Linked DNA regions of Homo sapiens: all the other regions are linked to region 4. Evidence: chromatin contacts called from ENCODE Hi-C or POLR2A ChIA-PET data. All regions are on one chromosome and are shown on one strand. The core of a region is the stretch at or near the end of the contact, and the rest is flanking DNA. Distances in the headings are between cores, read along the strand shown.

What was found. A loop is a pair of places that touch in the nucleus more often than their neighbours do. ChIA-PET counts read pairs that join two places held with the same protein, here RNA polymerase II (POLR2A). Pooled maps may share reads with other maps.
Region 1: a pooled map shows a loop between it and region 4 (6-fold over the local background). The contact joins the promoter of TLNRD1 here to the promoter of BCL2A1 in region 4. A Hi-C loop is called at or near these places in 1 of 37 single-sample maps with no recorded cell type and 9 of 50 pooled maps. POLR2A ChIA-PET finds 5 or more read pairs at or near these places in 2 of 52 experiments (WTC11 and activated CD4-positive, alpha-beta T cell).
Region 2: a loop to region 4 is called in a pooled map, with 9 times the contacts of the local background. The contact joins the promoter of PSMA4 here to the promoter of BCL2A1 in region 4. A Hi-C loop is called at or near these places in 6 of 50 pooled maps. POLR2A ChIA-PET finds 5 or more read pairs at or near these places in 2 of 52 experiments (Panc1 and T-cell).
Region 3: a pooled map shows a loop between it and region 4 (9-fold over the local background). The contact joins the enhancer-like site here to the promoter of BCL2A1 in region 4. A Hi-C loop is called at or near these places in 5 of 50 pooled maps.
Region 5: a pooled map shows a loop between it and region 4 (4-fold over the local background). The contact joins the promoter of CTSH here to the promoter of BCL2A1 in region 4. A Hi-C loop is called at or near these places in 3 of 37 single-sample maps with no recorded cell type and 5 of 50 pooled maps.
Region 6: a pooled map shows a loop between it and region 4 (15-fold over the local background). The contact joins the promoter of MORF4L1 here to the promoter of BCL2A1 in region 4. A Hi-C loop is called at or near these places in 1 of 37 single-sample maps with no recorded cell type and 9 of 50 pooled maps. POLR2A ChIA-PET finds 5 or more read pairs at or near these places in 3 of 52 experiments (activated B cell and activated CD4-positive, alpha-beta T cell).

The regions. Positions count from the first base shown.
Region 1 is chr15:80,999,073-81,003,577 of GRCh38, forward strand. It overlaps TLNRD1 (talin rod domain containing 1), which reads left to right and starts at 1,851. Exons shown (of 1, transcript NM_022566.3): 1 at 1,851-4,505. The coding sequence starts at 3,200. The coding sequence ends at 4,288. LOC128071545 reads left to right here and starts at 3,070. Exons shown (of 1, transcript NM_001414893.1): 1 at 3,070-3,207. The coding sequence starts at 3,070. The coding sequence ends at 3,207. RefSeq lists silencers at 1,479-2,168, 2,209-2,668, 3,019-3,148 and an enhancer at 3,642-4,505.
Region 2 is chr15:78,536,941-78,541,758 of GRCh38, forward strand. PSMA4 (proteasome 20S subunit alpha 4) reads left to right here and starts at 3,504. Exons shown (of 9, transcript NM_002789.6): 1 at 3,504-3,599. It also overlaps a transcript of HYKK not described here. RefSeq lists enhancers at 3,542-3,651, 3,760-4,652 and a silencer at 3,732-4,001.
Region 3 is chr15:81,021,313-81,026,031 of GRCh38, forward strand. No RefSeq gene overlaps it. Among named protein-coding and RNA genes, the nearest start is that of TLNRD1, 23 kb to the left of the region's middle. RefSeq lists enhancers at 2,038-2,187, 3,196-3,490. Within about 2 kb of position 2,244, at least 26 of the 41 ENCODE cell types and tissues checked have a DNase peak (open chromatin) inside an H3K27ac peak, as active enhancers do.
Region 4 is chr15:79,969,937-79,974,340 of GRCh38, forward strand. BCL2A1 (BCL2 related protein A1) reads right to left here and starts at 1,260. Exons shown (of 2, transcript NM_004049.4): 1 at 764-1,260. The coding sequence starts at 1,183. RefSeq lists an enhancer at 684-1,883.
Region 5 is chr15:78,942,140-78,946,767 of GRCh38, forward strand. It overlaps CTSH (cathepsin H), which reads right to left and starts at 2,907. Exons shown (of 12, transcript NM_004390.5): 1 at 2,752-2,907. The coding sequence starts at 2,842. RefSeq lists enhancers at 1,110-1,159, 1,590-1,639, 2,100-2,638, 2,639-3,177 and silencers at 2,028-2,322, 2,760-3,109.
Region 6 is chr15:78,870,427-78,874,835 of GRCh38, forward strand. MORF4L1 (mortality factor 4 like 1) reads left to right here and starts at 2,464. Exons shown (of 12, transcript NM_006791.4): 1 at 2,464-2,631. The coding sequence starts at 2,592. RefSeq lists silencers at 2,236-2,495, 2,906-2,965, 3,967-4,076 and enhancers at 3,051-3,682, 3,076-3,315.

The DNA of each region.
Region 1 (4,505 bases), core at 601-3,100, 1.0 Mb after region 4:
GTCGCCCAGGCTGCAGTGCAGTGGCGCGATCTCCGCTCACTGCAAGCTCCGCCTCCCGGGTTCATGCCATTCTCCTGCCTCAGCCTCCCGAGTAGCTGGGACTACAGGCGCCCGCCACCATGCCCGGCTAATTTTTTGCATTTTTAGTAGAGACGGGGTTTCACTGTGTTAGCCAGGATGGTCTTGATCTCCTGACCTCGTGATGCGCCTGCCTTGGCCTCCCAAAGTGCTGGGATTACAGGTGTGAGCCATCGCTTTCGGCCCCCTCTCATAAGTTTTTGGAGCTTAAGAAGGACTAAGGTGCAATCCCTGGGTCACCATGGAAAAACCTTGACTTATCCAGCTGTTTTTTTTTTCTCTTGTAGAAGAAAAAAAGGAATTAACCCTACATAATTACTTCCTATTTCAAGTCAGTTTTATTGACCTCGGTTTGCAAACTAAGTGGGCTCATCCGGATTCTAAAGATATTTAAGGATACTTTCAGTTATAAGTAGGATGACTATCCATCCAGGTTTGAACCTGCTGTTCATGGTTAATTTATTAATAGCATGTCTCACAGTTCATTCTCAGAAATGCTTGGATATGGCCGATAAATTGAAACGTCATCCTAGTTAAAAGTAACGTTTTTAACTGGCTGGAGAAAGGTGACTTGGGGTTCTAGGAAGGGACAGAGGAACAAACATTCTGTTGGCTCAGCACGCCCAGCCTGTGTTGGGCTGGGCACCTTAGAGGACCTGTTTCAGGACTGCGTGACTGGCGTTTTGCTGGGAGTAGCCCAGGTGTTTTAACCACTTCCTGAAGAACAAGGTTCGGTAAAAAGAGGCTGGGGCGTAGGCGTGGGTTCCTGTCCCTGCCATATGCTGTCTTCCTGATCTTCGGAAGTCACTTCAAGCACCTGATCATCAGTTTCCTTATCTGTAAAACTGGAGTAGTAATGTTTCCCTCCAAACGCCGTCGTATTTAATTCATTTAACAGCAGCCACTATTATTCCATTATACAGACGAATAAATAGACGTTATGAGAGGGCAAAGTGCGCTGATCAGGGCTCATAATAATTCTAACAGCTACTGTTTAGGAACCAAGTACTCAAGCAGCCTGTGCACAATCTCTAATTTCTAGAAGAGAAGACGGATACTTGGAAAGAGAACTTGAACAATGTCATGGAACTCATAAATGGCTTGAGAAAGGCTGATCCTAGGAAATCTGCTTCAGAACCCGCGCTCTCACTGCATAAGGCGTATTTCAAGGGAGGAACGGGCAGGCATCTAGCACCACTCTTCGGACTCCCCATCCAGTGCTCTTTTCCTCTTTTCGTTACACTGCACTGCTGGTCGGAAACCCATCGTGGAAGTGGATCAAACACAACAAAGGGCAGGGGGCGTTGGAAAACCGGGCGAAGTCGCGCAGACCGAGACGACCCACCGGCCCCAGCAAATCACCAGGGGCCGAAATCCAGTGTCCTCCTCCCTTCAGCCCAGAAGCCAGGTCACCTTTTAGACTTGCTCTCTTGGCGGGGAGGAAGCGTGGAGCCCCCTGGTCCGGCTAAGAGCTTACGTAAGGCCCGCGGGCGGCTGCGCCCCGGTCTCCCATGGGTGTGCGCAGAGCCCCCGGGCCGGAGCAGGCCTTCCCCTGTCCGCTCCCCCAGTCTCTCGGCCCAGGACCACGGGGGAGTTCAGGACCACCGGCCCCACGCCGGCAGCGTCCGCGTTGGGCGGCGGCGTCCCCCGCAGCCACCCAGCTTCCCGGGGGAGGAGCAGCGCATCGCGCAAGCATCCGGGAGCGGCGGAGGGGGCGGGAGGAAGGGCGAGAGGAGGAAGCGGGATTTAAACGAAAGGCGGTGACGCCACACAAAAGATTTCTATAGGCTCCAGGGAGGTTACGGCCGAGGCGGCGGCGGCGGCGAGCCCGGGGGCGAGGCGCGGACGGGAACAGGAAAAGCCTCCGGCAGCCCCTGCGGGCGGCGGCGCAGCCACGGCCGCGCTCCGAGGTGAAGCCGCGCGCGGAGAGGAAGCGGGTGTTTTCCCCTCTGCCTTTCGGCCCCCGCCCTTCCTTTCAGTTTCTGCCCGCTCGCTCGGAAGTTGGCGGTTGACAAAAATGGCAGGAGCCGGGGCCCGGGCCGGTTGCCGCAGCGCCGCGGGGACCTTCTGAGTTGGCCCGGTGGCAGGGAGACTCGTGCAGGGGCGTCCGATGCGCGGGGCCCGGGGCCTCGGGAGAGCTCAGCTGCTGCGGGCCCCAGACGAGGCGACAGGGATGGACTTGCGTAGACAGCCAGCGCCGGGCCGCCGGGCGCGCGGTCTGGGAGGGCGTGCCGCCGCGGCGCCGGGCCGCGCTCTGTGAACCGGCGAGGCGGGAAGGGGCCGCCGTGGTGCTCGGCACGCCCGGGCGTGTGGCGGGCGGGCGAGAGCTTGAGCGCGATCCGGGCGGCCGCTGTGCGCAATCAGTGCAGGCTCCCGCCCGACTCTGACTCGGCGCGGCCGCGACAGTGCCGGCCACACCCTCTGCCCCGCTGCCGCCGGCGCCGCTTCCCAAGAGCTGGAGGCAGGAGATGCGCCCGGGGCGGCCGCGCGTCCCAGAGAGCCAGCCCCGGCCGCCGTCGCGGGGAAGTGCCGCCTGGTGGGGTCACGGCGCCTGAAGCCCACGTGCGCCGCCGAGCCCGAGGTGGCCTCGAGCGCGGCGGCTGACAGCACAGCCCGCCTGAGCTGCCTCCCGCGCTCCTCCCCGAGGAAAGGATTTTGATTTCAAAGAAAGGAAGGAAGGAAGGACAACTCCCAGCTTCCCCGTCCCGCCCTCCCCGCTCCGAGGGCCGCGCCAGGCCATGCCCAAGAAGGCGGCGGCGGCGGCGAACCAGCAGAAGGGACTTTCCTGGCAGCCCGGCGACGAGGAGCGCGGACAGTGAGTTTGCTCTGCCCCGGTTCATGGTTCCTGCAAGCCCTCTAGGAGGCCGAAAGCTGCAGCCCCTCCCCTTGCCCCGAAGAGCCTTCCGCGTTCTCTCGCCCTCGGGCCCACCCCGCGCCGCCCGGGCTCCCGCCGCCGCAGCCCAGTGCCCTCTGCCCGCGGCGGTGGATGGCATGATGGTGCGGGGAAGGCACCGCGGCCTTGGCCAGCTGAGTCGCGACGGCCGCCGGGGCGGCGGCAGTGGCCGCGGCAGCGGCGGTGGTAGCGGGCTCCCCAGCGGCATGCCAGTGCCCCCCGGGCGCGATGGCTAGCGGCAGCGCCGGGAAGCCCACTGGCGAGGCGGCTTCTCCGGCTCCTGCGAGCGCCATCGGCGGGGCCAGCTCGCAGCCGCGGAAGAGGCTGGTATCCGTCTGCGACCACTGCAAGGGCAAGATGCAGCTGGTGGCTGACCTGCTGCTGCTGTCGAGCGAGGCGCGGCCCGTGCTCTTCGAGGGCCCCGCCTCCTCTGGTGCCGGCGCCGAGTCCTTCGAGCAGTGCCGGGACACCATCATCGCGCGCACCAAGGGGCTCTCCATCCTCACCCACGACGTGCAGAGCCAGCTCAACATGGGCCGCTTCGGGGAGGCGGGGGACAGCCTGGTGGAGCTGGGCGACCTGGTGGTGTCGCTGACCGAGTGCTCGGCCCACGCGGCCTATCTGGCCGCTGTGGCCACGCCGGGCGCCCAGCCCGCGCAGCCGGGCCTGGTGGACCGCTACCGCGTGACGCGATGCCGCCACGAGGTGGAGCAGGGTTGCGCCGTGCTGCGCGCCACGCCGCTGGCCGACATGACGCCGCAGCTGCTGCTGGAGGTGTCGCAGGGCCTGTCGCGCAACCTCAAGTTCCTGACGGACGCGTGCGCCCTGGCCAGTGACAAGTCACGGGACCGCTTTTCGCGGGAGCAGTTCAAGCTGGGCGTCAAGTGCATGAGCACCAGCGCGTCGGCGCTGCTGGCCTGCGTGCGCGAGGTGAAGGTGGCGCCCAGTGAGCTGGCGCGCAGCCGCTGTGCGCTCTTCAGCGGGCCCCTGGTGCAGGCAGTGAGCGCCCTGGTAGGCTTCGCCACCGAGCCGCAGTTCCTGGGTCGCGCGGCAGCTGTGAGCGCCGAGGGCAAGGCGGTGCAGACCGCCATCCTGGGCGGCGCCATGAGCGTGGTGTCGGCCTGCGTGCTCCTGACCCAGTGCCTCAGGGATCTGGCGCAGCACCCCGACGGGGGCGCCAAGATGTCGGACCACAGGGAGAGGCTGAGGAACTCGGCCTGCGCCGTGTCTGAAGGCTGCACCCTGCTATCTCAGGCTTTAAGGGAGAGGTCTTCGCCCAGGACTTTACCGCCAGTGAATTCCAATTCTGTGAATTAGCACCCCACCCCCATACCCCTTCTTCCACCCCCAGACTAAAGGAAGATACTTACTCTCTGCCCCTCTCCATTTATACCAAAGAAATCATAGGTGAAACCCCCTACCCTCCCCAACGTTAAATGCTCGAGAGGAATCTTCCACAAGGCAGGGCCATGCACGCAACCTGCACACGCACTTGGAGGGCCCAGGTGTCTCTCCACCAGCCCCCATGCAGTAG
Region 2 (4,818 bases), core at 2,254-4,753, 1.4 Mb before region 4:
TCCTGGGACAGCCATCTTCTCTTGCCCTCAGATAGCAAAACTCCAGGTTCTTGGCCTTCAAACTCCAGGACTTAACCAGCGGCCCCTCAGGTTCTTAGGTCCTCAGCCTCAGACTGAGTTACACCATCATCTCCTCTGGTTCTCAAGCCTTTAGACTCAAACTGAAACACATAATTGGCTTCACTGGTTCTTCAGCTTACAGACAGCAATTGTGGGACTTCCTAGCCTCCATAATTTATTTCCATAATAAATCCCCTCCTGTTTATCTACCTATCCATCCTTCCATCCCATTGATTCGGTTTCTCTGGAAGACCCTAATATAATACATAAATTAAATATTTATTTTACTTTACTTTCAGGACCTAGCACCGTGCCAGGCCCCTAGAAGACCCAGTAAAGATCTGTTGAATAAACTGTAAGAATGAACACACCACTACAAGTGCCAGGTCCTGGTCCTTTCAAACAACGTGGAGAAAACCCAGTTCCAGATTTAGGAATCAATACCATATGTCTGGCAAAGACTCTTTGCTCTTGCAAGTGCCTTCTTCTGTTCAGGCTTTTAGCGCCCCTGGACTACAACAGAACTTTACTTTCTGGTATTCTTAGTCTCCCTAACCTCTGCACTTCATATTATGTAGGCAGATAAAAACTCTGGTTACATATATTGCTGTGTGATGACCAAAAAAAATTGTGGCTTAAAACTTTAATCATTTTATTAGCTCATGGTTTCTGGCAGTCATGAATTCAGGCAGGCCCTGGGACAGTTTGTCTCTGCTCCCCCCAGTGTTGGGGCCTCAGCTAGGAAGACTTTAAGGCTGGGAGAGATTTGATGCCTGGGAGAGACTCAATCACTGTGTAACCGAACACTTGCTTCTTACAGAGTCCAATTGACAAGGGTGAGGTATAATAGAAAGACAGAATTTATTAGCCAAAAATAGTAAAGGGAAAGCAATCGGATTCCTATCCAAATTAACGGCTTCTATTTTTAGGAAGAAGGCAGGGGTTTAAAAAGGGAAAACTTGATAAGGAAGGCAGACAAGAACTGGGCTGAGTACAGTGTCTGTGTGTCTTATTCTGGTGGCTATCTTGGGTCCTGGTCCACCTGGACCCTGGGCTGATGGCATTTCAACAACAGCCAGGTTGTTAACTAGCTGTCTTGAAGTAATCTCTGGAACTTTGCAGCTGGGTCTCCAGACTTGGTCTGTGTGTCTCAGGATTGACCCCTGGAACTTCTAAGAAGACACATAATTAGATACTAGTAGACAGTTGGATAAATGTGAAGGGAGTATATACAATGAGAAAGGGAGGGATGTGGACTCTAGAAAAGGTTTCTGCAGTTTGCTTCAAGGTTATATCTTTAAACCCAAGGAAAAGGGGAAAAAATTTTTAATGCAGTTTGAAGCTAAGCTGCCTGGTTACAACTGGGTACTAGGATCATCTGGAGGAATCTTCACTCAGCTGTCTGGCAGGTGACACTGGGACTTCATCTAGGCTGTTGGCCAAACACCTCTCCATGTGGCCTTTGCTTCCTCACAGCACAGTGCCTGGGTCCCAAGAACGACCATCCCAAGAGGACAAGACAGAACCATATCACCATTTGTGATTTGCTCTTGGAAGTCACATGATATCACTTCCATTGTAGTCACAGGCTCACCCAGATTCAGAATAAGGGGACACAGAACCTCTCAGTGGGAACCATCTGTGGCACATTGTAAGAGGAACATGTGGGATGAGAGATGTTGAGGGTTCATCATCCTAAAACATCACTTTAATCCTGTCTTCCCATTACTGACCAAAACAAATTCTGGCATTAAAGGCACTCTACACTTAGGCCTCAAATGCCTTTCCTTACTTCCTGTATTATCTCCTCCATTCAGATCAGACCGAACTACTCAGTCACCCACACTTGTCAGACTCATTCTTCTCTTGCCCTTTTTCTCAAGGAATCCCTCTCTTGACCTGAGAAATTCTACCTCTCACTTAAAAGTGACTGTTCACTGAATTCCGCAGAATGAACTAAGGTGGCAGGCAGGGGCCCTCAGAGATGCCATAAGTTACACCACCTGAGGATGCTTTCAGAGCACCACCTGCGTGTGGCTCTTTGCCATCTTGCCTTGGCTCACTTCCCTGTGTGCTTGGAAAGTAGAGACGATAGGCGAGACCTCAAAATGTAACTTACTTCCAAGCTATCTCCTTTTCAAAGCCCAGATCCCCCAATAATTTTGCAACCAACATGAAGAGGAGTTTCTGCCCAGTGGGCTGCTTTTTGGGAGAGACTGTGAGCAGATGACTTCATATTAACCCAGATCTAGTCAACCTTCTAGCCTGAAAAAACCTAAAATGCATAGTAGATAGTTTACATACGGACCGAGGCTGAATGAGCAAAAAGGTGGAGAGATGGATAATGAACACAGAAACAAGTATGACAATTTCAGTAAAGAAGATAAAATGGTGCGAGTATATGCTGACGGTAGGGTATTGCTTTAACTGTGCTGGTCAGGGAAATCCTTTCTGACTGGTGAAAAGCAGAGAAAGAGACCAAGGTGAAAATTCCCCCAAAAGTGTGAACCTGATCATAATTTTTTTTAATTTAATTTTTAGAGCCAGTGTCTTTCTCTGTCACCCAGGCTGGAGTGCAGTGGTGCGATCATAGCTCACTGCAGCCTCCAAACTCCTAGCCTCAAGCCATCCTCCTGCCTCAGCCTCCCAAAGCGGTGTAATTACAAGCATGAGTCACCATGCTCGACCCTCATCATAATTTTTTTTTTTTTGAGATGGAGTCTCAGGCTGGAGTGAAGTGGCGCACTCTCGGCTCACTGCAACCTCCGCCTCCCGAGTTCAAGCGATTCTCGTGCCTCAGCCTCCCAAGTAGCTGGGATTACAGGCGTGCACCACACACCCGGCTAATTTTTGTTAATTTTAGTAGAGACGGTTTCACCATGTTGGCCAAGCTGGTCTCGAACTCCCGACCTCAGGTGATCCACCCGCCTCGACCTCCCAAGGTGCTGGGATTACAGGCATGAGCCACCCGGCCTTCCTCATCATAATGTGTATGTCCAAAATGTATGCATCAGCAGTAAAAGTGAAAGCCAGAATGAAAAAGGAAGGTGATGAGAGGGGTAAAGTCTCATGTGGTTGGAACCATTTTGGGAAACAGGACAGGAATGATAGCAATTAAGAAGCCGGTCCACACTATTTGCTATCCTAGGTCTGAATAGTGAAGAGAAAATGAAAGGAGAGCGCCAAGGGTAAGAGAAAGAAATTAGCTATTCCACCTCCTGGTTGGCTACTGTCTTCCTGCCCTCTTCCCCATGGCACAGCAACTCCTCCACCTGCTGAGGACCCTAGCCTAAGCTGCAGCGCCCCAGAGCCTCAGCACCCCCGCGACCCAGCTCCCACGAGGGGCACGGGTTCTAGCTCCGCCCCGCAAGAAGGACTTCCGCGTCCTCGGCCGTCCCGCTCCCCCCGCCCCAACCCAGCGGTTCTGCGCATGCGCGGGGGCCATATTAGCAGCGGTTATTCGGTGAGCGGTGGTGGTTTATTCTTCCGTGGAGTTAAGGGCTCCGTGGACATCTCAGGTCTTCAGGGTCTTCCATCTGGTGAGCCTTTGGCCCCTTGGGGCCCGCGGAAGCTTGGCCGCTTTCCCATTGGGCGGGGGTCGTGAACGTCAAGACAGTCGGTCCCGGCCTGCAGTTGCCGCCGAGGAGCCGTGGGCACGATGACTCTGCACCGCCTCCTCTGTGACGGACCGACCGCCGGGAATGGCCCCCGCCGGCCGCCGTCGGGGGCTTCCCAGTGCCAAGCCTGGACGCCGGGGCCCGCGAGGGGGCGGGCTGAGGGTGGGGGTCTGTGGGCAGGACCGAGAGTTGGGGTGGCTTCCGTCCTCAGGAGTTCGGTACGTGAAAGTTAGCTCTCCCGGAGGTGCCGGTGAACTCAAAATAGTGCTGTGCCCGGCGTCAGGCGTGGAGACAACAGAAAGTTGTGCTTAAAGCTCGAATCAGAAATCCCCGGCGAGTGTCTCTGTGTCCTCCCTGCTTCTCTGCTCTGTGCCATCCTTACTTTGCACCATTCCTATTGCAATTACCTCAACCAGTTCGCTGCCCTCGGTCTCTCACCAGCCAGAGTGATCATTTAAAATGCCAATCAGTTCCTGTGGGCCTTGGGAATCATTCAGAGGAGCCCCATTGGCTGAGAGATAAAATTCTGTTTTTACCTGGGCACGCGGGCTCTCCAGGATTTGATTCCAGCTTACCTTTCCAGTCTTGATTCCCTATATTCCAGTATTTGGAAATGTGGGCCTTGGACTGAGGCTTTACCAAATAACGCTGAACACCTAGTATTGCCTTTTGCACGAATGGTACTGATGGTGCCCAAGATAACTGCCTCCACCCCCAAGTTCAGGACCCAGATCACTCTCTGGAGAAGGCCTCAGCCTCTTGCCTTGGCTTTCAAGGCTCTGCGTGATTTGGATACTCGCTTAGCTCTTATTTATATATATTTTAAAAGCATCAGCAGTTTATCTCATGCCCACTAAACTATCCTGCCTCCGTACCCTTTGTTCATACTTTCTGCTCTGTGTGGAATGCCCTTCTTTCTTCCCCTGTTCTTTCTCTTAGACCCAAGGGTTCTCAGCCTTATTTCTGCCTCTCCCATCTCTGATTTACTTTCATTTTCTGTATCGATTTCTCAAAAAATACTTTCTTGATTCTTTCATCATCCCTTTTCCCACCCTACCCCCGGTTCCTCTTTCCACATTATAATCTATGACTGCCTCTCTCACCTAACTGCCAGTATTAGCTTTTCAGGACAGGAACTGGT
Region 3 (4,719 bases), core at 994-3,493, 1.1 Mb after region 4:
ATCTGTTTCCCCTTACAGTTTTCTGTTTTCATTAGGATGCTTTAGGATGAACCAGATAAGGCCTTACCTCACATAACAGTTGATCAAAGCTGGTAGTTTGGAGCCTCAAGTGCATTTTGCCTGTGGAAAACGTACTAGAACTGCTGCTTAGAATCCTCAGGCAACCCGCACATCTTCGTGCACCAAAATGTGGCTCGGCTGTAGCACAGAAGCTCTTCTCCGTGTTGGCAGCAAAAGACGGTGGAAATGGAAATGGCCAGTTTGCAGAGAGAAACAGTGACTCTAGCCAGGCCCCTGAGTTGGGAAATGGGAGAATTTGTCTTCAGCATCATCTTCCTTGTAATTTCGTATCCTTTGCCCCAGGCTTTCCTAATAATAACTGACACCTACATGATACTTTCTATGTTCTAGGTGCATTTCCAAGCACTTAGAATTGTTCCTTTGTATCTGTGGGGGATTGATTCCAGGACCCCCTTGGATACTAACATCCCTGGATGCTCAACTCCCTGATGTAAAATGGTGTTGTATTTGCATATAATCTGTGCACATCCTCCTGTATACTTTATTATTATCATTTTGAGATGGAGTCTTATTCCATCACCCAAGCTGGAGTGTAGTGGCACGATCATGGCTCACTGTAGTCTCGACCTCTAGGGTCTCAGGTGATCCTCCCACTTCATCCTTCTGAGTAGCTGGAACTACAGGTGCAGGCTACCACATGGGGCTAATTTTTATATATTGCAGATTAATTTTGCAGATTGATAATTTACCACCAGCATGTGAATGACTCATACATATAGTCTTCATCTTCACAGATTAGCTTCTATTTTTTTTGTAGAGATGGGTTTCACCATGTTGCCCAGGCTGGTCTTGAACTTGTGGGCTCAAGCCTTCTGCCTGCCTTGGACTACAGAAGTGCTGGGATTATAGGCGTGAGCCACTGCACCCAGCCCTGTATACTTTAAATCATATCTAGATTACTTATAATACCTACTACAATGTAGATGTTATGTAAATAATTGTTATACCGTGTTGTTTAGGGAATAATGACAATATAAAAAAGTCTCTACTTGTTCAGTTCAGACATCAGACATCATTTTTTCTTTTCTTTTCTTTTCTTTCTTTCTTTCTTTTTTTTTTTTTTTTTTAAAGAGTCTCACTCTGTTGCCCAGGCTGGAGTGCAGTGGTGGATCTTGGCTCACTGCAACCTCTACCTCCTGGGTTCAAGGGATTCTCCTGCTTCAGCCTCCTGAGTAGCTAGGACTACAGGCATGCACCATCATGCCCAGCTAATTTTTGTATTTTTAATGGAGACGGGGTTTCACCATGTTGCCCAGGCTGGTCTTGAACTCCTGACCTCAAGCGATCCACCTGCCTTGGCCTCCAATAGTGCTGGGATTACAGGTATGAGCCACCACACCCAGCCCAGACATCATTTTTTCTTTCAAATATTTTCTGTCTGCAGTTCGTTGAACCCACAGATATGGAGCCCACAGATACAGAGGGCTGACTGTATACATTAACTCATTTAATCCTCATGATAACCCTAGGCGCGTTGGCTCACACCTGTAATCCCAGCACTCTGGGAGGCCAAGGCGGGTGGATTACCTGAGGTCAGGAGTTTGAGACCAGCCTGGCCAACATGGTGAAACCCCGTCTCTACTAAAAAATACAAAAAATTAGCCGGGTATGGTGGCAGGCACCTGTAATCTAAGGTACTTGGGAGGCTGAGGCAGGAGAATCGCCTGAACCCCAGAGGCGGAGGTTGCAGTGAGCCAAGATTGCGCCATTACACTCCAGCCTGGGCAACAAGAGCAAAACTCCATCTCAAAAAAAAAAAAAAGAACGTAAGGAAGCAAAAAATGTGAGGGAGTTTTTACGCATGGAGGGTTAATAAACTCAAGATGGCAGGGGTTCACAAAAGCCCATAGAACATACTGTCTATTTATTGGGCTCTTGCTATGTACTACACACTTTACATACATCCTCATTTCATACAGTACCTTGATGAAATATGCACATTTAAGAATCAGAGTCTAACAGACCTTAGGCAAGTTGTCCGAGGTCGTACAGCGGATGGGTGGCAGAGCCAGAATTTGGACCCAGGACTCTTTTGACTCCAGCATTTGCAATCTCAAATAGTGTTTCATCGGCCTTTTTATGGCTTGTGGATGACTATTGTTGTGAGGAGGATCAACGGTGCAGGGTCAGAAATGCAGTTTTGACTCCTATTGTTGGCAGTCAAATTACTGCTTGCTTCTGCTAATTTGCTTCCTGTCCTGCTTAGGCTGCAACCAGGGCAGAGTTTCGTTCGCTCCCTGGGCAGCTGTCCTGCCAGCATTACCTCATTCCATCTTGAACCCTCCCGCAGCCCAACAGGGAAGGGCTGAGAAGCACGTGGCCCAGGACAGAAGGCCAGGAACGAACTGCCTCACCAGGGACTCTAGCCTTGATTCTCTGAAAAAATGTGGTTTGCTCAGAGAAGCTTTTACCCAAGAGGAAGGAAAACTACGGCAATCGAGTTTCAGCTGACCTTAAAACCCCTGTGATCTTAGTCCCCGTCATTTAGTGAATTCTGCATATTACTCAGCTTCTCCATTGTGTAGCTGGAGGAAATATTCATGCTGTGTCATCTTTGGTAGTCAGTGGGCAGTTTTCTCCCTGCCGAGTTTACTTTTTTTGCATTTTGAAGTTCAAGATCAGGTTGGGTGTTTGAGTGATCTACGTCTGGGAGCCAGAGGAGGTTTTGTATTCAATGGTGACCAGCATGTGTTCCCAGCCTAAGCATGAATGAAAACAGTTCAGAACATTTTTTTCCTCTCCAGCTCCTTTCAAGGGGCACGTGCCCATAAGGCCAACCCTGAATGATTTGGGCAAGTAAGTATGGACAGCCAAACTCAGAGGAGAGAGGAATTGGATGAGGCTAATGTCAAGGTCTTATCGGGAAGGCTAAAGAAACCTGAGTTGGTCCTGGGAAGAATGAGCAAGATGGAGTGGGCTTGGGCTTTCTCTCCTGCTTGGGGTTGCAGGCAGAAGCCACAAGAGTGTGCTGACAATGAGGGAGGAGGGGACCATCTGGCTGGAGAATTGGCTCATTAGGGAGCACAGACTGGACGAAGTTGGAAGGGACGTGTGGCCTGATTTTTAAAAGGGCGGCCTGAGTGCCATGCAGAGAAGCTGCATTTTATCGCGGACTTGATGATGGTGGACTGGAAGTTTAAAAGGAGGATTATGATGAAAGCAGAGATCCAGAGCAAACACTTTAAAGGAGCTGGATGGGACAGACAGGAAGCAGGGAGCCCAGAGAGGCCATGATTTCATTCATAACAGGTCTGAGGGGTTGAGGCCCTGACTGGGGAAGTTAAGCAGGATGGGAGGAGACAAACGCCAGCCACACAGAAGAAAGATCCTACGAAGCCAGACTGTGGTGGAGGCAGGGGGAAGGAGGGGTTGGACACCTCCGAGGTGCTGCTGCGAAATCACTAACAGAAAAGAGGCTTTGATTTAGAGGTGAATGGTAAACTTTTCCTTTTTCTAAGTAAACTTTTAATTCAAGCGTAACATATATACAAGTGCACAAATCATGGGTATAAATGTCGATGAATCTTCGCACAGTGGACACACTTGTGAAACCAGCAGCTAGATCAGGAAACAACACAACCATCACTGCAGACCCGCTTTCCCTGTGTCCCCTTCCTTTTCCTCATGCCTTCTGCCAAGGATGCCGCCACCCTGACTTCTAAATACCTTGTTTTTCATTCAGTATGTTGTGAAATTCATCCATGTTGTTGCATACACTTGCAGTTCATCCTTTCCCAATATTGCACAGTATTTCACTACGTAAATGTAATACAACTCTTTTATCTCGTCTGTTGTTGGGAGACATTTGAGTTGTTCCCAGGTCAGCGCTGTTAGGAACAGGGCTTCTGTGAGCACAGTTGTGAACGTGTGCTCCTAGCCTACATGAACGTATGTCTCTTGGTTGTGTACCAAGGAGTAGGCTTTCTGGGTCGTAGGGCAGGCACATATTCAGTTTGCATAGACATTGTCAAACACACACATGGGATTTTGTTTTGTTTTGTTTTTGAGACAGAGTCTCAGTCTGTTGCCCAGGCTGGAGAGCAGTGGACCCATCTTGGCCCACTGCAACCTCTGCCTCCTGGGTTCAAGTAATTCTTATGCTTCAGCCTCCCAAAAAGCTGGGATTATAGGTGTGTGCCGCCACACCCGGCTATTTTTTGTATTTTTAGTAGAGATGAGGTTTTACCATATTGGCCAGGCTGGTCTCAATCCTGGCCTCAAGTGATCCGCCTGCCTCAGCCTCCCAAAGTGCTGGGATTACAGGCATGAACCACCACGCCTGGCCTGCACGTGGGATTTGATAATTGAATTTTAAGTAGCAGGTGTGGAACAAGTTGGTGAGTGGGATTAGGGCTGCAGCTCTTGATAGGTGAAAGACGAGTTCAAATTTTGTATCATGAAAGAAAGTTGAAGGAACATCTTACTTGCTTTTGAGACATAGCTCAAAGTCACTTTAGTCCTTGAGCAGTGTACTGGAGCTGTGTGAGAGGGGACCACACCCCATCCCAGCAAAGAACTGCCAACAGTCATGTTAGGTTTCCTAGACTCTCGGCTAGGAGGATCCCTAGGCCAAGTTTCTTTGTCTCTTCCCCTTAATGGAATATGTGGAAAGTATATATATTTTTTAGTTTTGTTTTT
Region 4 (4,404 bases), core at 10-2,509:
AGGAAACCATATACATCCAGCTGTGTCAGGCTTTTTACCAACATGAGTTTCAACACAGGCCTCTACATAGTCTTGGCTTTTTTAGGCACTGATAATAAAGTAAATTTTTATTTGAAAATTCTTGAATAAAGGTTCTTGCTGGTCATACAGTATATTATGTTTTAATCAACAAACTTTAACAGCCCGGAATTTATTATTAGTAATAATGTGTTATATATTATATGTAATGTAATTTGCTATATATTAATATATGTTACTATTTATTATGTATTAGTAAACTGAAAAACACCAATTTGTAAGCGATGAACTTACAAAAATTTACACCTGTCTTTTGCAACCCATAAATACCTAAAAATAACAGCATCTGATAGCAACTTTCTGTGCTGATTGTAGAAATTTCTGTACTGTCTGTACTGTCATGACAACCCTAGCAAAAGCTAAGTACTAGATTAGAGTGTGTGCACAGCTGATTGTGAAGCTGCATGAGAGAGGTGCTTTATTAATCCCCAAAGCTCACTACTGTAATTTATACTGTTAAGAATAAAAACTGAAAACATAAGTGCTTTCCAACTATAAAGTTCAAGTTCAAGGATTCATTGGAAATAAGCCAGAAAGTATATTTTTATTTTAAAAATTAAAACAAACCACCCAAGGAAAATAGTATTCTTAGGTAAAGTGTTTTGTTGTTGTTTTAACTAGCAAGGAAATTCTCAATTTCTATTTCACAGGAAAGAACAATGAAGAATTTTTCCATCACACATACCCAGCCTCCGTTTTGCCTTATCCATTCTCCTGTGTTATTCATTATGAACTCCGCAACAAAATATGAAATCTCCTTATAGGTATCCACATCCGGGGCAATTTGCTGTCGTAGAAGTTTCTTGATGAGAATACCTTCAAATGCAAATATGGTTACAATTCTTCCCCAGTTAATGATGCCGTCTTCAAACTCCTTTTCCATCACTTGGTTGAATAGTGTTCTGGCAGTGTCTACGGACACAACATTAACATTGTCCAAGCATGACTTCAGATTCTTTTCCACTTCTTTTTGGACTGAGAACGCAACATTTTGTAGCACTCTGGACGTTTTGCTTGGACCTGATCCAGGTTGTGGTATCTGTAGGACGCACTGCAGATAGTCCTGAGCCAGCCTGTAAATATATCCAAATTCACAGTCTGTCATCTTCTGCCTGGTGGAGAGCAAAGTCTTGAGCTGGCTCACCTTGAAGCTGTTGAGGCAATGTGCTGAGAATGCTCACTGAGCTTGACTGAGTTATGACACATGATGATACATGGAGGCTGGTGGAATTTCTGTTTGCATCACTTTATAATATCCTTCCTCCTAGTCACTTTCGTGCGTAGGCTGTGTTTCATGTCATGTATGAAAGAGAAAGTTTAAAATGTGAAAGAGGAAAATGTTTCAGAGAAGCCACTTCCTCATCCTGTGATTAATTCAGCTTTGCAAGTCTTAAATGCAGGATGTGGAGAAATTAGAATCCTTGTAGATTGCTGGTGGGAATGTGAAATGGTACAACCCCTGTGAAAATGTTGGCAGTTTCTCAAAAAGTTAAATACAGAATTGTCAAAAGACCCAGCAATTCCATTCATAGGTATACACCCAACAGATACTCAAATACTTACATACGAATGTACATGGCAGCACTATTCACAATAGCCAAGATGTGGACACAACTCAAATGTTCATCAACAGACGAAAGGATAAATAAATTATGGAACATTATTCATCCCAAAAAAGGAATGAAGAACTGATACATGCTTCAACAGGAATGAACCTCAAAAACATTAGGCTAATAGAAAGAAGCCAAACAGAAAAGGTCATACATTATGTGATTCTATTTCTATGAAATATCCAGACAGTTAAATCCATAGGATAGAAAGCAAATTGGTGGTTGACAGGGGCTGAGAAGAGGAAGGAGTAACTGCTTAATGGGTAGAAGGTTTTCTTTTGTGTGATGAAAATGTTTTACAAGGCCGGCCGCGTTGGCTCACGCCTGTAATCCTAGCACTTTGGGAGGACAAGGCGGGCGGATTGCCTGAGCTCAGGAGTTTGAGACCAGCCTGGGCAATATGGTAAATCCCCGTCTGTACTAAAATACAAAAAATTAGCCAGGCGGGTGGCGTGTGCCTGTAATCCCAGCTACTCGGGAGGCTGAGGCAGGAGAATTGCTTGAACCCGGGAGACAGAAGTTGCAGTGAGCCAAGATCACGCCACTGCACTCCAGTCTGGGCAACAGAGCGAGACTCTGTCTCCAAAAAAAAAAAGAAAAGAAAATGTTTTGCAGCTAGATAGAGGTGGAAGTTGCACAACACTGCGAAGGTACTAAATGCCACTGAATTGTTCACTTTAAAATGGTTCTGTGAATTTCAAATTTAAGAAAAGTCTTAAACGCCATCCACGGGGTAAACCGGAGTAACGACAATTTGGAATGGAGACTACAAAACAGCCTGGGTGGCAGAGAACAGGGCCTCTCGAGGTGACTCTGGCAGTACCGCCCTTGATCATTTGTAATTGAGTAAGGATGATACCGAGAGGGAAGAAAAAAATACCCTCTTTGGGCCAGGCACGGTGGCTCACCCCTGTAATCCCAGCACTTTGGGAGGCTGAGGCGAGCGGATCACGAGATCAGAAGATCGAGACCATCCTGGCTAACACAGTGAAACCCCATCTCTACCAAAAATACAAAAAATTAGCCAGGCATGGTGGCGGGCACCTGTAGTCCCAGCTACTTGGGAGGCTGAGGCAGGAGAATCCTTTGAACCCAGGAGGCGGAGCTTGCAGTGAGCTGAGATTGTGCCACTGCACTCCAGCCTGGGCGACAGAGCGAGACTCCATCTCAAAAAAAAAAAAAAGAAAAAGAAAAAGAAAATACCTTCTTTGGTCTTCACCTTCCACCTACTCTAGAATTTCTGATAGAAAACAAAATTCTGCTTTAAGCCTGACTTAATTCACATTTTTAACTCAGGTAAACTATCCGATGTGTGGATTAGAAATTGCAGGACCAGAAAGAGCACTGGACTTACAGTCAGAGGGCCTGGACTCAGTCCCAGCCAAATCTCTCTTTCTTTACTCAGTATGTACCTTGGGTCTGTGCTTAATTTGTAAAATGAGGCAATACATGTTGACCTCAGAGGGTTGAGGTGAAGTTCAAAGAGATGACCTATGTAAAGCCTCTATCACCATGCCTGGTAAAACGTACGTGCCTAATCAAAGCTAGTTCCTCATTGTTCTTTTGTGGACTAATGAGGAATTTGGCCTCCCAATCATCTCTTTACCTATCAAGGATATAACTTCATAGGTGAAATGCAAATCTCATTTGATTTAGCTATGGCAGCAATCCTGAGAAAAGGTTTGCAGTGGATGGAAGAAAAAGGAGATAACTCATGGTCGCTGGAGAAATTGAATTCACTTTTTTTTTCCATCCACATATGGAGTGACTTTGAGTCTTTTATCCTGTCTATGACCAGCTGCAAATAGGAAAAATGATTCATATATAACCTGCATTTCTGAACTATCACCATAGGGTTAAGGAGGAAAGGAGAGGTGCTGCTTAGAATGCTCGTTAATAGCGTGGCAGCCATGAAAATGCATCTTTCAGACCTACTGTGGTGGTTTAATTGACTAAGGGCCCCAGCCGCAGTGCTTTGAATCTACCACAGCTTTGCACTGAGGCCACACATCCTACAGGCTGTTCCCAGCCAATGACTGAGCAAAGCAGGAACCTTAAGATCGGTTCCTGCAAGTCAACTTCCTTTGATAGGTAACTTTGCTTCAATGACTCCCCATGGGCTTTGCTGAAACTTCCTTCGACTGCACAGTCATGGAAGACTTCCTACCCCATCTTCCTCCTTCTGTCCTTTGCAGAGGTCAGTCCTGCATTGTAGTCTGACAGCTCTGTAGTCTCTTCTGCCTCCCTCCCTCTTTTCCCTCACAGGCATTTACCCCAGTAAATCTGTTAGACGTCTAATCCCCTCATGACATTTTCTTGGAGTATCCAGACTGATATAGGACCTGTAGAGCACAAAGGAGCATACAGATATGTTGTCAAGCCACTTCTCCAGGAATTCCCCTGGGAAAGTTCTCCCGTGCCTCCTAGACTGTGCCCGTTGGCCCACAGGAGCACAAAGCCAAGAGCAGGCTGCTGTACCTCCTTAAATCATCTTTGAGCATCATAAGAACCAGGGAAAGGATGGGAAGATTGAGTTTTCTCTCTCTCATTACATTTCCTTGGTGCTGAATATTTCTTTAAAAATAAGAGAAGCAGCCGGACCCGCTGGCTCACGCCTTTGGGAGGTCAAGGCGGGTGGATCATTTGAGGTCAGGAGTTCAAGACCATCCTGGCCAACATGGTGAAAGCCCGTCTTTACTAAAAATACAGGCAGTAG
Region 5 (4,628 bases), core at 1,657-4,156, 1.0 Mb before region 4:
CTTCGCACTCCTTTCTGTGCATCCAATCCCATGGTGCTCTATCACTCAGCCCTCCCTCCCTCCCTTTCTTTCCTTCTTTTTTTTTTTTTTTTTTGAGAAGGAGGCTGGCTCTGTTGCCCAGGCTGGAGGGCAGTGGCACGATATCAGCTCACTGCAACCTCCACCTCCCTGGTTCAAGCAATTCTATCTCAGCCTCCCAAGTAGCTGGGATTACAGGTGCCCACCACCACGCCCGGCTAATTTTTATATTTTTAGTAGAGATGGGGTTTCACCATGTTAGCCAATCTGGTCTGAAACTTCTGACCTCAGGTGATCCACCCACCTTGGCCTACCAAAGTGCTGGGATCACAGGCGTGAGCCCCCACGCCTGGCCTCACTCAACATTATTTTTAAGACCTCATCAGTTGATATCCCCATGAAGTCCTCTCCTCTTCAATTCAGTTTCCTTGAGGAATTGAGAATGCCAGATATGAACGATTTATTACCGTTTTGTCTTTTTGTTTGCTGTCCCTATTGTTTTTATACCCATGGGTTCAGGTTCAGATTGAATGAGAGGAAAGAGGTTCCCCCTTGCCTTCAGGGGCTCTCTCCCAGTTTTAGCAAAGAGGACACTTGGAAATAAAAGGTCTGTAAATGGATTTCCAGAACACTCTCTGCCGGCATCACTTGAAATATCTTCCTGTTTCCCCAAGGATCCATACCTCCAGTGTGAAGATCACTACCACACAGCATTTAGATCTCCGTTTTTGGGTCTCGAACCTGTTCCAGAGACCAATCTATGGCCGTTTTCCCTGGGGAAAATGCACATTTCCTCAACATGGCTCCCTTTAGGGTTTCAGGGGATTCCAGATCTTGATTAAGGGCCCTGCTGCAGCTGAGGGCTTTAGAGGAAGACAGACCTCAACTCAGGACAAGAGTTGGAGGCAGGGTTTGAGTTTAGGACAATTGACTACCAGTTTGCCTCTGGAGAGATTATTCTGGGGCCAGAATAATCTGCTGGTGAACCGTGCCTTACCCTAAAATAGATCCATTCCAATCTAGTCAGGACTTTAAAAGTGCCATAATACCTTGCCTGGATTTACAGCAGGTTTCAGGAAAGTACAGTATTCCCCTGTTTGTTTGTTTGTTTGTTTTAGATGGAGTCTTACTCTGTCACCCAGGCTGGAGTGATCGCCACCTCTCAGTTTCAAGCGATTCTCCTGCCCCAGCCTCCTGAGTACCTGGGATTACAGGCACCTGGCTACCACACCCAGCTAATTTTTGTATTTTTAGTAGAGACAGGGTTTCACCATGTTGGCCAGGCTGCTCTCGAACTCCTGACCTAAAGTGATCCGACTGCCTCGGTCTCCCAAATTGCTGAGATTACAGGTGTGAGCCACCGCAGCCGGTCCCTGACTCCTGTTTTAGTACAGCTCCTGGGCTACAAACGGTTTCTTACAATTTTAAATGGTTAGAAGAAACATATTTCGTAGCACCCAAAAATCCCTTGAAACTGAAATTTCAGTGGCCATAAAAATCATTTATTAGAACCCAGTTACACTGACTCACTTACATACAATCTATGGTTGCTATCACACTACCATGGCAGAGTTAGTAGTTGCTACAGAGACCACCATAAAGCCTAAGTTATTTACCGTCTGGTCTTTCACAGAAAAAGTTTGCCAAGCCCTGCTCTGGAATTCAGACAGCCTCTCAGCGCCAGCCTTCTCCAGGCAGCCCTCGCTTGCGGCAGCTAGGTTTTCCTTAGGCGGGAACTGACCTGGAGCTGGGCGCCCACTGAGGTTTGCAAGGCTGGGGAGCTTTTTAAATAAATAGGTGGGAAGGAATGAGGCAACCCTCTGGCCCAGATTCAGCCTCAGTGATCTCTGTCCCATCCCCTGAGCCTCTAGCTGGGGGAAAGCCCTGTCCCGTTCCTCCAGAGCTCAGGGCACCCCCCCTCCCTAGGTTCTTGGCTCCTTGGGTTGTTTCTTGGCTACTTTTCTCGGTGAAGGGGGCAGGTGGTCTTTAAGTTCAGAGCCTGTGGGCTGAGGCTGGGACCAGGGACAGTAGGAAAGGAGGGAGGCAGTAGGGAAGAGCAGGCTCCTTGCCTTCAGCCAGGGGAGGTGCCTGAGCCCGGGCAGTAGACAGGATGCAAGGGCAGCACGAAGCTGGACCAGTCGCAGCCAATCTGGCCAACAAGAGGAGTCCTGGGGCTCCACCTGACGCCATGGGCCCTGGGGTGCTGTTAAAAGCGCTGTTGGTCTGAGTGCTTTCCCTGGTGCCGTTGCACAGGGATTCACTGTTCCAAACAGCCCGTCCAACCTACTCTACAGATGGGACTCCCAAGACACTACGGGGATCCCCTGTGTGCCAAGTCCCGGGGGAAGCTGCTAGAGAAGGCTGGGACGTCCTTGCTCACCTCTGGCAGGGACAGATCAGAGTCCTCTGTGTGACACTCTGTGTCCCCAGTTGAGGAAGGCGGAAGGAGCTGCGGGCTCCTTTGGTATTCTAGGCTGGAGAGCCACCTGGCTAGGTGGGACCCTGGACACTCAGCCCATCTGCTCCTCTGGTCCTACAAGCCGCCCACCCTCCGAGAACCCCCGCCTATAATGCAGTTTACCCCTCCCCGTGCCAGCACGCAGAGTTCCTGGCCTCTCACCGGGGAAAGCTCTGCCCCGTTCCTCCGGAGCCCAGTGCGCCCCTGGCCAAGTTCTCCCAGCGTCCACTCTAGGGCCTGCTAGCACCCTCTCGGGCGGCGCGCCCTCTGCGTACCTAAGGAGTTCACGCACAGTTCGGCGGCACCGCAGACGGGGACTCCCAGGAGCCAGGCCCCGGCGCAGAGCAGCGGCAGCGTGGCCCACATCGCAGCGCTGGCGGCTTGGCTCTTGCGCTCAGGGTCCGCGGAGGTGGCGGCCCAGAGCGTCAACTGGGAGCGCGGGGGGGGAGCGGCACGAGCGTGGAGGAGCGGCGGGAGCGCGAAGGGGCGGAGCGAGCGCGGGGCGGAGCGAGCGCGGGGCGGGGTGGGCGGTACTCCCCCGAGGCCGGGCTCGCGGGAGGGGGCGGCGCCGACTAACTCGCCAGCTCTAGTTCACCTGTCGGCCGGCCGCGTCGCTCCCTTATCTCCTCTGGGAGGAAGGGCTTATCTGGGTATCAGGCCTGGCTGAGTCCTGGATCTGCCTGGACTGGCTGGCACCGCGCGGGGAGGTCTCAGCCTGGCCTCTCCCTCTCCCAGCCTGTCGCCATCCCCACGTCCCCCATCTCCCTGCGTGTCCCCACCTCGCACCCCCCCATCTCCCTGCCTATCCCCAACTCGCACCCCTCATGTCCCTTCCTGTCCCCACCTCACACCATGTCCCTGCCTGTCTTCACCTTGCACCCTCCATCTCCCTGCCTGTCCCCACCTCGCTCCCCCTATGTCCCTGCCTGTCTCCACCTCACACCCCCATCTCCCTGAATGTGCCCACCTCCCACCCCCTATGTCCCTGCCTGTCCCCACCTCCCACCCCCATGTCCCTGCCTGTCCCCACCTCGCACCCCCATGTCCCTGCTTATCCCCACCTCGCACCCCCCCATCTCCCTGCCTGTCCCCAACTCACACCCCCCATCTCCCTGCCTGTCCCCACCTCAGACTCCCCATGTCCCTGCCTGTCTCCACCTCACACCCTTATGTCCCTGCCTGTCCCCACCTCGCACGCCCCACGTCCCTGCCTGTCCCCACCTCGCACTCCCCATGTCCCTGCTTGTCCCCACCTCGCACCCCCCATCTCCCTGCCTGTCCCCACCTCACACCCCCCATGTCCCTGCCTGTCTCCACCTCACAGCCTTATGTCCCTTCCTGTCCCCACCTCGCACCCCCCATCTCCCTGCCTATCCCCACCATACCCCTATGTCCCTGCCTGTCCCCACCTCACACCCCCATGTCTCTGCCTGTCCCCACCTCACACCCCCATATCCCTGCCAGTCCCCACCTCACATCCCCCCATCTTCCTGCATTTCCCCACCTCACACCCCTATGTCCCTGCCTGTCCCCGCCTTGCACCTCCCATCTTCCTGCCTGTCCCCACCTCACACCCCCTCATGTCCCTGCGTGTCTCCACCTTGCACCCCCATCTCCCTGCCTGTCCCCACCTCATACCCCCCATGTCCCTGTGTGTCTCCACCTCAGACTTTCCCCCACACTCCCCACGTCTCCCTGCCCTGGTTAACCACATTTCCCTGGCTTCCCTTTTGCTTGGAGTGGACTTACAACTGAAGAAGCTAGACGACCTCCTTGTGAATTGTTTTGCCCCCTCAACAGACATTTTAGTCTTTCTGCTGAGGAAGCTACATTAAGAGCTGTAGGGCCATTCTCTGTAGTTTGCAAAGCTAAAGAAGATGGTATGTAAGGGTCTGGGTGTGAGACAGACAGAAGAACGTGCGTTCCAGGCTGAGGAGGCCGGTGCTGTCACTGCTTTGGGTGAGGAGAGGGTGATTCAGACCAGCCTGTGCCGTAGCCTCAAATGCCCAGTGATGCCCTGTTCTTCACTTACATCATCACCTTGCAAAGTGGCATGTTGTTGACCCCCCATTTTACAGATGAGGAAACTGAGGCCACAAGAGTAGATGGTAACTTTCCCAGTCTGTGCGCAGAGAGTGTCTGAACCCAGCCT
Region 6 (4,409 bases), core at 1,214-3,713, 1.1 Mb before region 4:
AGCCTGGGTGACAGAGTGAGACTTGGTCTCATAACAACAACAACAACAAAAAATTGGCTGGGCGCAGTGGCTCATGCCTGTAATCCCAGCACTTTGGTAGGCCAAGGCAGGAGGATCATAAGGTCAGGAGATCGAGACCATCCTGGCCAACATGGTGAAACCCCATCTCCACTAAGATACAAAAAAGTAGCTGGGCGTGATGGCACACCGAGTCCCAGCAACTCAGGAGGCTGAGGCAGGGGAATCGCTTGAACCCAAGAGGCAGAGGTTGCAGTGAGCTGAGACTGTGCCACTGCACTCCAGCCTGGCTACGGAGCGAGACTGTCTCAAAAAAATAATTTAAAAAAAGTACGTATTTTATATTCAATAAAAAATTTAAAAGTGTACAGGACAGTTTTGGTGGGGTGGGGTCCAAAGAAGCCCTTGTCCCTTTTTACAATTTAGCAATGGTGTCCAAGGGAGTGAATACAGTCATGGGTTCTTAGTTTCTGTTTCTGGTTGGGCCAGTAAAGCCCCTTCCTCATCCCCCTTTTCCACTTATCACTAGAGACTGAAACTAAAAACCATGGCTTCAGGGTGCTAAAAGCCTAAACAAAACAAAACAAAACAACAACAAAATAAGACAGGTTGGACAAGCTTGCGAGAAGTAGTCGTGACAAGATGGTGTATATTCAACTGGAATAAGGAAGGTTTTTGTGGGTTTCTGTTGTCAGAGAAGGGGTTGTGTTAAAAAGACTGAAGGAGAAATGGAAGTCAGATAAATGGAGAGGGGCCCGGAATTGGTGGGGTGTGGAACCCGGGCAGGGGAGGGCTTAGAAAAGCCATGGAGACAGGCTGGGCGCAGTGGCTCACGCCTGTAATCCCAGCACTCTGGGAGGCCGAGGCCAGCGGGTCACCTAAGGTCGGGAGTTCAAGACCAGCCTGACTAACATGAAGAAACCCCATCTCTACAAAAACACAAAAATTAGCCCGGTGTGGTGTCACATGCCTGTAATCCCAGCTACTCGGGAGGCTGAGGCAGGAGAATCGCTTGAACCTGGGAGGCAGAGGTTGCAGTGAGCTGAGATCGCGCCTTTGCACTACAGCCTGGTTAATAAGAGGGAAACTCCGTCTCAGAAAGAAAAAAAAAAAAAAGAAAAGTCATGGAGACAAAGGTTTGCGTAGGAGGATAAAGGTTTACATAGGGGATGCAGGTAGGCTAAGGGCTGTTTGTGGAAGGATTTAAATACCAGGCTAAGGACTTTGAGATTTATCGTCTAAAGTTCATTGAGCACTTATTCATTGTTGGGTACCGCGCTAAGCCCGTATATGTAATTCTCACAATAAACTGACGGAAATGGTGCTATTTTGCAGCTTAGCCAACAAAGTTGTTTTTGAACAGGGAACGACATAAATCCGTTTGTTTAGGCCAGGCACGGTGGCTCACGCCTGTAATCCCAGAACTTTGGAAGGCCAAACCGGGCGGATCACGAGGTCAGGAGTTCCAGACCAGCCTGGCCAACATGGTGAAACCCAGTATCTACTAAAAATACAAAAATTAGCTGGGCGTGGTGGCACATGCCTGTAATCCCAGCTACTCCGGAGGCTGAGGCAGGAGAATCGATTGAACCTGGGAGGCGAAGGCTGCAGTAAGCAGAGATCGCGCCACTGCACTCCAGTCTGGGCAACGGAGCGACACTCCATCTCAGAAAAAAAAAAAAAGGTATAATATTGAAGAAATCCGTTTGTTTAGAGTGACAAGAAGCACAAACAGGGCAGGTACGGAATACAGACGTTGACATATTCACACTAGCCTTTTTCAGAAAGCAGAGCTCCATTATCTCAAAAAGCTAAAGCGTGACTAGTGTTTCCCACGTCATCATCCTCATTTCCGCAAGGCTGGGCTGGAGAAGAGGAGGTAGACCTAGGAGCCAACAAATGGCTATCAATCCCACCAAATAGGCTCCGCAGTGGGGTTGCTAAACAACGAAGCTTCCAGAAGCGGACCCCAGTTCCCACCCTCTTGCTGATCCTAAAGCCTTTCTATGCAAAAACTAGCGGAATGCTATTGAATGTAGGTTTCCGAGCCAGCCCTATTCTCTCCGACTACTTCAACATCAACGGGGGCTTATTTGCCCAAGGGACGTCGCAACTGGGCCTTTCCCATTCTATTATCACTGGTGGCTCACCACCCCCACTCTCCCCCATCGCCAGCTCCGCCTTAACCTCCCACGAAATCAAATCCCCGCTTTACCAACCCGCAGCAGCCGGGGGCATGGAGAGAGAAGCGGGGGTGGGGTGGGGTAGGGTAGCCGGCCCCTCCCCCACCCGGGGGGGGGGGGGGGGCGCCTCCACCGACTCCGAACTACCAGTCCCGGCGTGCCCTGGGGCGGCGCGGGCGCAGGGGCGCGTGCGCGGCGGGCTGTCGTTGGCTGGAGCAGCGGCTGCGCGGGTCGCGGTGCTGTGAGGTCTGCGGGCGCTGGCAAATCCGGCCCAGGATGTAGAGCTGGCAGTGCCTGACGGCGCGTCTGACGCGGAGTTGGGTGGGGTAGAGAGTAGGGGGCGGTAGTCGGGGGTGGTGGGAGAAGGAGGAGGCGGCGAATCACTTATAAATGGCGCCGAAGCAGGACCCGAAGCCTAAATTCCAGGAGGGTGAGTGTGCGCCTTTGGGAAAAAGGCACCTAACGGCGCAGGAGATAGAGGCGGGCTCGAGGTGATTGAGGCTTGAGGGCCGGGGGCGGCGCGGGCTGCGCCCTGAGAAGGCGGCGGTCAGTGCTTTGTGCGGGGAAAGCGCATTGCGGATGGCAATTCCGGTGCGTCATTGTGAGAAAGCGCTTTGTGAAGCGAGAGTGCTGCGCAGGCGTTAGAGTGGGAGAGAGAGCGTTTGGCGCGTGGCACACCCTCGTCAAGTGTTTGTTATTGTTCTGAGGAAGAGGGCGCGGAGAGAGCAGCCTATTGTAGGGAGGCGACGGGAGCGCCATGGCGGCGGTTAGGGGAAGTGATGTGGCGGCGGGGGGGGAGGGGCGGTGGCTGTTTCGGGCGGTCCTGCGGCGCGCCCGGCCGCTTGGGCAGCTACGACGGGTTTTTCGGTGCTTCCTGGAGCCCCGGGGTGGTTGCGTTCGGTGGCAACTCAGCTGCGGATGGGGGTGGGTTTGGCGCCACGGGGCGGGAGAAGTGCGTTGTAAAATGGCCGTTGCAAGATGGCGGCGCCATCATGGCCGCCGGCGTCTCGGTCCCGTATGGAGGCACAGCTTACGGGCAGATGCAGCGCCCCCTTCCACGACGACCAGAAGGTTGCCGGGGCCCTCCGCATACCACAGAGTGGTGGGTGGGGACAGAAAAAAAAAAGTGAGATGAGCGTTTTCCTCCGCTTTGTGTTGCCTGGAGGCATCACTCTGCTATTCTTGGGCGCAGTGCCGAGATCCTATGGTAATGTGAGTGAGCTCTCGCTTTGCAGTTGCTCGTAAAAAGTAAATAAAAATGATCTGAATGCAGTGTTGACGCCGTTTGCATTTGTAAGTCCCATTGCCTCGACGTCATTTTTTAAATGCAGTAATTGTTTGATTAGTTGCAGTGTTTAACAATGACTTGAAAGTTGAATTTCTTTTTATTAATTGGTTTTCGATTGACATGAGTTTTGGGTAAGGTTAGACTGACTCCCAGTGGAAGGCAGCTCTTTAAATTTTCACAACGCTTCAGTTAACGTATAATAAGGTGGAGGTCTAATAGCTAAAAAGGAAGTAAAGTCCTGTTGAGAAAGGAGGAACACTTTAACATTCCTTTTCATTGCTATGGAAATTTATGCTAGTTACCGTAAATACGATGTCTACATGCGTACGATTTTTGTTCTAGGGGTTTTTAGACTTGCATTAGAATTCCTTTTAGAGCCGTAAACCTCAAACCGTAGTACTGCGTATTTTAAGTTTATGGAATATTTAAGGAGGTTTTAGGGGTATTTTGTTAATGAGTGACTTTTTTTGTTTGTATTTTTGAGACGATGTTTGTCACCCAGGCTGTAGTGCAGTGACGCTATCTCGGCTCACCTCTGCCCCCCACCCGGGCTAAAGCGAGCCTCCCAAGTAGCTGGGATCACAGACGCGCGCCATCACGTCCGGCTAAGTTTTGTTTTGTTCTGTTTTGTTTTTTAGGGTTTTTGTTTTTTCTTTTCTTTTTCTTTCTTTTTTTTTTTTTTTTTTTGTATTTTTGGTAGAGACGGGGTTTCATGTTGCCCAGGCTGGTCTCGAACTCCTGGGCTTGAGCGATCCACCCGCCTCGGCCTCCCAAAGTTGTGGGGGGTTAACGGGCGTGAGGCATCGCTCTCGGCCGTGTGACTTTTAATACCCCTCTCTCACCTTGAGAAGCTGTTGACTCTACCTCCTATGGGTTCATTATTTTACTAGACATTTTAGAGCAGATATTCTTAATCTAGA